Regions from separate parts of the Homo sapiens genome. Here region 2 is linked to region 1. A link is a loop called in an ENCODE intact Hi-C map of the cell type or tissue named here. Cell type or tissue: B cell. All regions are shown on one strand. Links, peaks and the distances in the headings refer to the core of each region. The heading gives the core; the rest is flanking DNA. Region 1 has its middle 360 kb from the start of LINC02146. Region 2 holds the start of LOC102723561 (a long non-coding RNA gene).

Region 1 (5,395 bases), core at 166-5,165:
CTGGGATGCTAGAGCTAAAAGATACTGGAACTGCAGCCAAAACCATACCACAGAAACTGCAGAAACCCTGCATCTAGTTATTTATTTACAGGACAGCTTGCGCTATTGCTTCGTTGCCAGCATCAATCAACAGATACTTTTTCTCCTGGAGAATGCACATGACTAACCTAGCTGCCACTGATAACAGAACGTATTCTCTGCTTTGTATCTTTATCACTAGCTTCTAGCTCATAATATGGAATCAGTGCATCTGATGGGTTGAAGTCATGAAACATGTCCATGCCTTAGGTGGGACAGTAAGTGTATTAGATAGCTTCTTTCAGATTATGCTGCAGCAACTATAGCTCCTTCACTTTGAAAAATAATATATTCTTACATACTTTATATGTCAATTTTGTGTTAACTGAGGTTTCCTTTCTTATCTGTTCACAATTCAAGGCCTAGGGTGAAAGAATAGAATGATGTGTTATCTGTGAAATCTTTGGCTCTGGCCTTGCATGCAGTCACTTCTGCTCACATTTCATTGATGATATCAAGTTACAAAGCCAAGCATGATGTTAATGGGGCAGGAAATTAAACTCATTCAACAGAGAGACACTTAAAACAGCTTGACAATAGAAAGAGATGCAAATCTTTTCATAGTGAAGGCAGTGGATAATTGAAAACATTAATAAAATCTACTAAATTATCGTATTTTCTTCTGTGGTCTGAGATGAGCCACATCAATCCTTTTATGGTAGAAATTCAGCAATATAAAGGAGTGTTTCAGATGCTGGGCAGCTATGTTATGATAATTGTTCACAATACATTTTGAGACTCATTTCTTTTGAAAGATGTACAGTGTTTTAACTTGTTTGGCCTCCTTTGAGTACAAGAATTGTTAGTTGCAAAGTTTGCATCCATAGAGGACAACAGACTCAAACCGTCTCTAATTGCTCAAATAATGCATTAGTACCCATAAAAACGGTTACCTACTAAGGAACGTATTCTGTTCCCCTTCGAAATATTTCAGTTTTATGAAACTACCTTCATGGGTTTAGGAAGTAGATCTATAATACTAACAAATGTGTCCAGCTGGAAGTAAATGAGAAATGATCTGATTAAGAAATATAATCTAAATAAAGCCTTAAATTAGGCTAATACACCATTTGAAAAAATGCCACAATTTCTTAAAAAGACTTTCAAAATAACTGTGATCAGACTACTATTGTTCATTATTTTGAGAATAACTAAATATTTTGTTGAAATTTACCAATGCACTCCAAGAGGAAATGCCCAATAAACTAAAGAAGTGCCTTTTAGAGGAAACTCAGTAAGATTCCATTGTACTGAGCTCTACTGAGGAGAGGGTGTTATGCCTGTGTGGATGATGCAGACTAACTTTCACAATCCCCCCTTGAGGTGATAGAGAAAGAATAACTACAGACAAATCAGTAGCCAGAATATCTCTTTTCTGGAATGGGAAACTGGGAAATGAATAATATAGGCAATTTTTAAGAATAAAATGAAGATCTTCTAAAAAGTTTTGTTGATGCAGTACTGTTTTCCCAGTTTGTCTTTGCAATTCAATAATGAACATGAAAACATAAAATACTTAGTATACTGGAAAAATAGAGATTGAAAACATTTGTTTAACAAGAAGTTAAAAAGAATGGAATTACTTTATAAAAATTAAAAGACAGTGAAATAATTTCCCTGGAAAACTCAAGGTCAACTTTCTTCTAATGGAGGAAAAGGTATTACGCATTAATTTGCTTCAAAATGCATTGACATGTAAAGTTAAAAGAAGGTAATTGAAGCAGCATTGAAGTGAAACCAATTTAGCAGAATAAAAATCAAGTATTGAGATATTTAACTGAAAACAGTGTCCTTTCAAATCAATGAGAAAAGATTTGGCCACTCAATAATCGCTGCTGGATAAATGTTTTTCACTACTTTGAGGAAAAACATCTTCAAACCAGGGAAAAATATGAAGAAATAAGGAAAACAACACAATACAAAATGAAACTTAAACTAAAACAAAAACTAAATTTATCACCCGAGGTAATGCCAGGACACCAAAACCATGAGTAAACAGAAAATCTTTATTTTCAATAAATTGCATCTAGAGAAATGTTAACAAAGAGCTTAAAGGAGAAGAAAGATCTCTTTCAGAAGATAGCTGCTACTTCTAAGGCTGAAGGAGCATGAACAAGGATAGAATCAGAAATTCGAAGGAAGGGCACAAACTCTAAACGAAACTTCAAACCTCGGAGAAGAATGGTGGCCAAAGACACAAGCAGCCTGCTTGGGATGATGAAACATGCTGGCAAGTGCAAGCCACAGCTGGTCTGTAGGAAATGTCTCTACTGAGACAAGCCACAGCTGGTCTGTAGGAAACGTCCCCACTGAGACAAGCCACGCAGGTTTGCAGGAGCTGCCCACTGTTGACTGATGGAGAACCCTGTTAGTGCCATTCACAGTGCATCTGCCAGGGCAACTGCAGAGAATGCCACCAGTGCTCTCACCCCTCCCAGCTGAGCCGCTGGCCACTGGGCAGACAAATAGCCTACCGGAAGAAGGAAGGAAAAAAAGAAAATGCTTTTCTCTTGCTCTGGTTTGCAATGTCTTTCCAGCACCCTCTATTGGCAAAGGCTAACCTCAATTCATACAGCTAAGAAAAAAGTGTCTACTGTAGAGTTCGTTTTTAATGTTTCTGAACTATCCTTACAGGTTAGTGTATGTTTGAAATTATTTCGCATGTAAAAATTTGGAATTCTTTTTCAAAAGTTGGTGATGAGCAACAGTTAATAAAGCAATATGTAAATATAGAAGCAATCAAAGAAAAGTCATAGATTTTTATTCTTATACAACTAAAGTCCAGGGGCAGTGGCTCATGCCTGTAATCCAAGCACTTTGAGAAGCTGAGGCGGATAGATCACCTAAGGTCAGGAGTTCGAGACCAGCCCGGCCAACATGGCAAAACCCTGTCTCTACTGAAAATACAAAAATTAGCCGAGTGTGGTGGCGCACACCCGTAATCTCACCTATTCAGGAGACTCACTTGAACCTGGGAGGCGGAGGTTGCAGTGGGCCAAGATCGTGCCACTGCACTCCAGCCTGGGTGACAGAGTGAGACTCCATTTCAAAAAAAAAAGAAAAAAGAACTCTGTTTTCTAAAAGTCTTCATAAAAATAAATACAAAGGGAAAGACTGGGTCATAATAGTGTGCTGTGTGTGTGTGCGCATGTGTGTACATATTTCTGTGATAGGTGAATAGTTGTAACTTTAGGCAAAGAATCCTGAGTCCTTGGCCATAAGAAAAGAGAAAGCCTAGCTGGTTGATGAAGATATACAGATGTTCAATTACTTTGATAATAAGAGAAAAAAATCAACAACATTTTAAGATATCATTTTTGATGCTCAGTTTTTTATATATAATATAGAGTTTGCTGACAGCTTATGGAGAAATGAGATTGAACATATACCTATTTAGAATTAGAATAGTACAGAAATTTGAGAGCAAAATTTGAAGAATGACTATTATTTGATTCAGCCATTCTACTTTTTAAAATATTTTCCAAATAATCATTCACAAATGTGAACAAGAATATAGGCACAACATTCATGCTTTGAAATATCTAAAAATAAAAGAGAATCTAAAGATGTATCAAGCAGGTATTTGTTAAATCAAATTACATAACATGCTCTGAAATACTATGAATATAGTCATTTAGGCCAATGTATTAACAAACAAGGAAAGAAGTCAATGAAGAAGAGAATGAAAATGGCACATTGAGTAAGACAAAGTGTGTTGGTGTAATAAAAAGTATGCATATGTAAGTTTATTGAATAAGGTTTGAAATAATTCATATTGACCTATTAAAATGGTTGGCTATTTAAAGAGCAACTGAAATCATAACTTTTTACTATATAACTGCTTATTATTTTATTTTTAATTACAATTTATAATTTTTGAAACAGTATAAAACTATTACAGCAATAAAAAAATAAATACCAATATATGTATATAGATCTCCAAGATTCACATAGATTCAGTCTATATATCAAAAATCATAGTCACTGGTTTAATATTAAGCAAAACGTTTGACATTCAGTGTGACAGATTGTGTGTATAGATCTGATTATCACAAAATGTGTGGAAAAACACTAAGAAAATTAAATAAGTTGTTGAGATTATATATGTTTTCTTTCTTTGATTAGTTCATGCTATTTCACACTTTTCAAATATTTCCATGAGGAACATGTGTTTCTTTTATATTAAAACCCCAAACAAACCAAAGCCAAAGGCTCGTTGGCTATTAGATAGATTAAGTGTAAGAAGCAAAGTATTATAAAATTTACACTCAGAATTTTCGGTGATAATAAACCTGTATGTAGTGACATAAACTTGCCTTCCATTGATTGCAAAGTCCTGTCTCTAAGGCCTTGATCAATCCCTTTTGACCCTTTTATAATTAAGAAATTGTCCTGGTATGTACCTTACTGAGTCATAGTGTTGGTTAAATGCACCAAACATTCTACTTAGATCAAAATAACAATTTACAGATATTAGCTAACAGCTATATTGCAGTCTGTTTTATGTGACTTCATAATCAAATGGTTATTATTTATAAGTTTAGCTTTCCTATAATATTTTGTTTATCATTGGTACCCAACACATATTAATAGTAGATATAAATGTTTTAAAAGCACGATTGACCTGAGAAAAGTTCAGCTGATTTATAGTCATAATTTCAAAATGGGCATAAGGTCAAGTCACAAATTTCAGCTGGCATTTGACATTATTGGATCAATAGTATCTCTAAAGTTACTTTTACATTAATTATAACCATTTAAATCAGTTTCCCATTATAAATCATTTATTTGACTTATTGAATTTTAGATTTAATAAACATAATAGAAAAACAATGTTGCCAAAGCAAATTCCTGCATTTAGGATCTAGAAATCCTTTCTACCTAAGGAGACCATGAAGGGATATACGTTGGGTGATACATATCAGAGTTCAGTGGAAACATCATGATTGTGAGAATGAGCAAATATAACAATGTTCTTTTTAGTTGTCCCATAGTAACATTCCATGTCCAGTAATTTGTTAATGTGTAGGACAAACTGGAATCAAGTACTTAATTTGATCACATCTAAAACTAAATTGTACAGCAATAGATGAAATGACACCTGGAGCTATCAACTGTACCTAAATAAGAGGCTCTCGTAATTCAGGGGACAAGTGAAACCACTTCAGTTTTAAATAGATGAGAGGCTGTGAAGAGATAGGATTGGAATTTAGTGGTAGAAAAGGGCTAGGAAAATGTCATTATTGTAACTTTCTAGAACAATTTTTAAAATCTTTTTGTTTTCCTGCATGCTATGTGAGTAATGTAGTTTAAGCCC
Region 2 (5,395 bases), core at 71-5,070, 210 kb before region 1:
TGCCTTCATAAATATACAGTAGTCCAGTAAACTTGGTATGAGCTTTACAAATATGTCATCTCATAATTGCCCTTTCAATAAATTGACATTCTCTATAGTTCTTAATATTTAGGACAATATTTACCTGAATTAAGAAAAACTTGTACATTCTGTAGAAGATTATACAACAGCAATCTCCCTATGTTCTTGGAACTTTAACAAGAAAGCATTTATAGAAAACCCACTTCCCCAAATGTAGAGTATATACTGTGTTAGGCTGAATGCTGATTCCCCCAAGGATACCCATGTCCTAATCCCCAAAATGTGTAAATATGCTGGGTTACATGGCAAGGAGAAATTAAATTTGCAGATAGAATGAGTTTGCTTATCAGTTGTTCTTAAGGTAGAGAGATATCATGGATTTCCTGTCTCTAATCTTCTCACTGTGCAAGAGTCAACTGTACATATATTTTCAGTTGATTCCCATGCAGCCAAAAATTCACTGTAACATTTGACTTCCCAAAGACTTAGCTACTAATAGCCTACTGTTCACCAGAAGTCTTACCAATAACGTAAATAGTTGATTAACACGTAGTTTGTATATTACACATATTCTATGCTGTATTCTCACAATAAAGTAAGCTGGAGAAGAAAACGATATCAAGAAAATCATAAAGAAAGAGGAAATATATTTACTATTTATTAAGTGGACCATCATACAGTTCTTTCTCCTGTCACCTTTAGCTGAGTAGGCTGAGGCAAACGAGGAAGAGGAGGGGTTGGTCTTGCTGTCTCAGGGGTGACAGAGGTGGAAGAAAATTCATATATAAGTAGATCCACATAGTTCAAACCTGTGGTTCAAGGGTCAACTGTAATTATAAAGGTCCTTAAAAATGGGATGGCTAAGCAGAAGAGGAAAGTCAGAAAAAGAGGTAAGATGACAAAACAGTTTCAGAGTAATATGATGTCAGGACTTAACCCTCCATTGCTGGCTTTGAAGATGGAGGATAGGGCCATAGACTAAGGAAGATGGACAGCTTCTAGAAGCTGGAAAAGGCAAGGAAATGGATTCATCCCTAGAGTCTCCAAAGGGAATGCAGCCCTGCTGATTTTAGCTCAGTGAGATTTCAGATTTCTGACCTGAAGAACTATAAGATAATAAACTTATAAGACAATAAATTTAGTTGTTTTAAGCCATTAAATTTGCAGTGATTTGTCACAGCAATAGAAAATTAGTACATCTCTTCACCCTCTGTTCTGTCTCTCTAGCTCTGTACATATAAATATGCTCATATATGCACATTGTACATATATTAAAATATAGAAAACATGTAAAATTTTTTTGAGATGGAGTCTAGCTCTGTCACCCAGGCTGGAGTGCAGTGGTGCGATCTTAGCTCACTGAAACCTCCTCCTCCTGGGTTCAAGGGATTCTACTGCCTCAGCCTCCTGAGTAGCTGGGACTACAGGTGCACACTACCCTGCCTGGCTAATTTTTATATTTTTAGTAGAGAGTGGTTTCACCGTGTTGGCCAGGCTGGTCTTCAACTCCTAACCTCCGGTGATCTGCCCGCTTTGGCCTCCCAAAGTGCTGGGATTACAGGTGTGAGCCACCGCTCCCAGCCATGTAATTTTTATGTGTAGTAAACAGATACATTAGCTACATTAGCTACCTGTTATTTGTACTACATATTAGCATGCCTTTTAATATTCTGATTCAGATAATTCTAAATAGTAACTCTACTCATATATGAACACATGCTTCCTTTCAACCTGTACTTCTTCAGTTTTATATTTTAGAGAAGAAAAGCCTGAGTTGGTTCCATGAAATGAGGAATAACCATTAATATTTGGCACATAACTTAAATTCAAGGAGATTTGAAATCTGGCTTTCTCAACAGCAAATTTGCTCCTCATACCAGTATTAGGCCTTCTATTCCCTGATCGAACTCCTTATTACAGAGAAGTCCATGAAACCTGTGTAAGGGAGGGAGGGGAAACTTACATTACTTCAAAAACTGACCTCAGAATTCTTCTCAGGAAAGGAGCTGTGTTCATTGAACATGTTTTGAGAGGACATTTGGAACAAGTAAGACTCTGAAGATGTGAGAAGAGAACAGGAACTTGAACAGTAAAGACAGATGGCATGGCTGTACTAAGTTAAAAATAGGAATAATGATGGAGAGATACCAAGCAACCATATTAGCAATTTCATTAAAGATATTATATCCCCATAGGACAATTTATTGTAAGACTGTGTTGCTTTGGTTGAATATAGTCTCAGTTTCTGAAAGTTGTGTTGTCTATAGCAGAAGGGGGCAGCCTCTGCCTCAGGGATTCTCTCTTCTAATCTCTCCACATCTACCACTCACTAACTTACAAGGGCCAAAGAGTTTTATTAATGTAACAGAAAATTGGAAGATAATTTTATTTAGAAGGAAGGAATTTTTACACACTGAGACTTGTCTTCTCTCTTCCCAATACCAGCCATTTCCCACTGGTTTTCTGTTGTTTGAAACATTTCAATTCAATGACTTGTATAGATCAAGGGTGCATTGCATTGGAAAGTTTTTATAATATTTTAATTTTTTCCATTTTGCTATTTATTTGGCCCTTAATTTTACATTTTGTAAGTATTTTCATCTTGCAAACATGTCTGAAAATATAACTTGGCCATTTTTAAATGCAGGTATTAGAGGAAACAATTATTTGCCTAGGTCTATAGAAAATTCTGAGGTTCTTCATGATGAAGAGCACCTCTAAGTTATTAACTAACCCCATGAACAAGAGACTGCAAAAAAGTTAGTCTTTACAATGAAAGCTATTTATCAATGACTTTTATATGTGCTGGTAATACATGTTATTGAAGTCCATTAAGAAATAACATGTAAATATGGCAATGGCTGCAGAAAAATTAAAATTCTCTAAACTATGTTTCATAACCAGTTGAGAAATGATGGAGATATTGGACTCTCAAAGTGAACAAAATAAAACCTTTGTTTACAAACTTCTATTCAGTGCAAATGATAAGGAAAAAAGTCATTTAGTAACAATAAAAATTATCATCTGAAATATAAAATTCATAATTTGTGAGAATCTAATAATTTTGCATGTGTAGCAACTAAAATGCTAGCAAAAGATGCAGTGTGAGAAAATGAAGAGTTTTACTCTCAAATAGTACTACATATTGAAGTATTGATGATAAGTTACATCCTATGAAGATGTTTTATAATACACAGGAAAAAAGCAAAGAACAAACCCAAACGTCTTACTCCATTTATTACATCCATTACAAAATACCTTAGATAGAGTAATTTATACATAATAGAAATTTATTTCTCCTAATTCTGGAACCTGGGAAGTTCAAGATCAAGATGCTGGCAGGTTTAGTGTCTGGCGAGGGCACCATTCCTCATTGATGGTGTCTTGTAGCTACATCCACATGTGGATGAAGGGCATAAAGCTGTATTCTTATGTGGTAGAAAAGCAAAATGGATAAAGGTGCAAAGACTGCCTCAGGTCTTTTTATCGGGGTGCTAATTCCATTCATAAGAGCAGAATCCTCATGATCCAATTACCTATTAAAATCCTCACCTCTAAATTCTGTTGCATTAAGGACTAAGTTTCAACATGTATTTTGAAGGTACACAACCATTCAAAGCAAACACCAAATTCCATAAAACATGTCAAGCTAAGCACTCAAATAATTTTTAAATAATGATGAATGTTAAAAAATATGCTTTCTTGTTACAAAGAGCTGGGCACAACAAGCACAAGACAAAATTATACTTAGATTTTTATTCATAGCTGAAAACAAAATTCATTCTTGGAGGTACTGTGTTGGCTTCTGTACTGACAGTGCATTACCAACCACTGGGTCTAAGGAGGATTATGCTTCTTGTAGAATCAAGCAAATCCTGCATCTTCCCAACAAACTGAATGCTTTGTCGAGAGGCACTTGTGCCAAAGACATTGGAGATTAAATGAAAAAAATATAGATAATGCTACAAAAAGTCATATGTATATTATTAAAGAAAAACAAGTACACCTGAGAATTTTTGAGGAAAAAAAAATGCCTGAATGTTTGAGAGAAACCTCCTGTACATGTAGAAATCCAATAGGTTACCAAAGGATCTGTTTTTCACAGGGTGTTCAGCTGAAAGTTGAAATGCGTGAATACATACAAGAAAAAATAAGCCACATTTTGCTGAGTGCTTTGATGATTAAAAAAAAAATGGCTGCAGAATTTAGCCCACATAACAGACATTTACCATCATATGATACAGTGGAACAAGCATCTGTAAGACTCTGGAGAAACATTTTTATAATATAATGAGATTTTTGGATTTTAAGCGAAATTGAATCTATGTGAAAATCAGGTTGCAAAACGAAATTTTGAAATGTTCCTATTGCTGCTTGGTATTCAGAGAGTAGGTGGCTATCAACAAGACATTAAGTCTTATTGTAAGAAAACTGGATGATTTGCCCAATGAAGTTATACAGTTTTTTTTCCCTTTCAACACAAAATATGCTTGGGTGGAAATTCTTTTCTCTGAATCTTCTGCTCAGCCTGAAAACTTGATTTTGATAGAAGAGGAAGAATTTTGCCTGGTGAGTAGCTAAAATAATATTTTGAGGTCTTTATGTTCTAATGCCAATATATGTCATCTAGAATTTTGTCTGTATTGATTATTTTTTTCTCTTGCAAATGGATCATGCTTTCCTATTTCTTGATACATTTCATAATTTTGAATTGGATTCTGGACATTTTGAATGTTATGATAGGGAGAATATGGGTTATCTTCTATTTCTCTTAAGAATGCTAATATTTTTCTATTTCATTTTAGCAGGCAATTGATTTGACAGTTAATCAAATAATAAAACTCTTATTTTCTGAAGTAGGTGGCAGATCAAATTTTCATCCTTTTTTTTTAGCTTTGGCGGACCTATGAGAAGGCCTGTGGGAAGTTGGCCCCATGCTTTTCTGGTTCAGGAGTGAGCTATATATTTGGGCAGAATTCATACACGGAATTCATAGATCCACTTCCCTGGCTCTCTCCTTTCTGGAATTTTTCCCTTTAGATTCCAGTGGCTGTGATTGCCGTAAATTCTGGCTTCTGGTGTTTTCAAAACGATGAGACTGTGAGTTTTTCTATTGAAATGTTAGCCTTCCTGTCAGATATAAATTTGGGCTATCTCATGATAAAAACAATGACATGAGTAAATCACTCTTCATCGTATCTTCATCCCTGTTTCCAAGTGTAACACTCCTTCCAGTGTCTGCTTTGTTTTTCCACAATCTTCCACTTTCAGGTACTTGTTTTTATATATTTATTTTTCTAAAAACTACAGTTATCTTTCTTTACTCAGTTTAAAATTACTGAAATCAACAGTAAAAATGTAAAACAATAAAAAT

What was found. Peaks named below come from ENCODE experiments on the same cell type or tissue, not always from the same donor. Only the 100,000 strongest peaks of a DNase experiment are listed, where the experiment ranks them.
Region 2: a loop joins it to region 1, with 17 times the contacts of the local background. A loop is called at or near these places in 3 of 110 quality-filtered maps.

The regions. Positions count from the first base shown.
Region 1 is chr5:20,969,755-20,975,149 of GRCh38, reverse strand. No RefSeq gene overlaps it. Among named protein-coding and RNA genes, the nearest start is that of LINC02146, 360 kb to the right of the region's middle. In B cell, for the core only: a CTCF peak has its summit at 2,573 (motif pointing left); a DNase peak (open chromatin) is centred at 2,479; H3K4me3 peaks cover 833 bases.
Region 2 is chr5:21,175,465-21,180,859 of GRCh38, reverse strand. LOC102723561 (a long non-coding RNA gene) reads left to right here and starts at 4,504. Exons shown (of 4, transcript XR_001742404.1): 1 at 4,504-4,590. In B cell, for the core only: no CTCF peak of the experiment used is centred there; no DNase peak of the experiment used is centred there.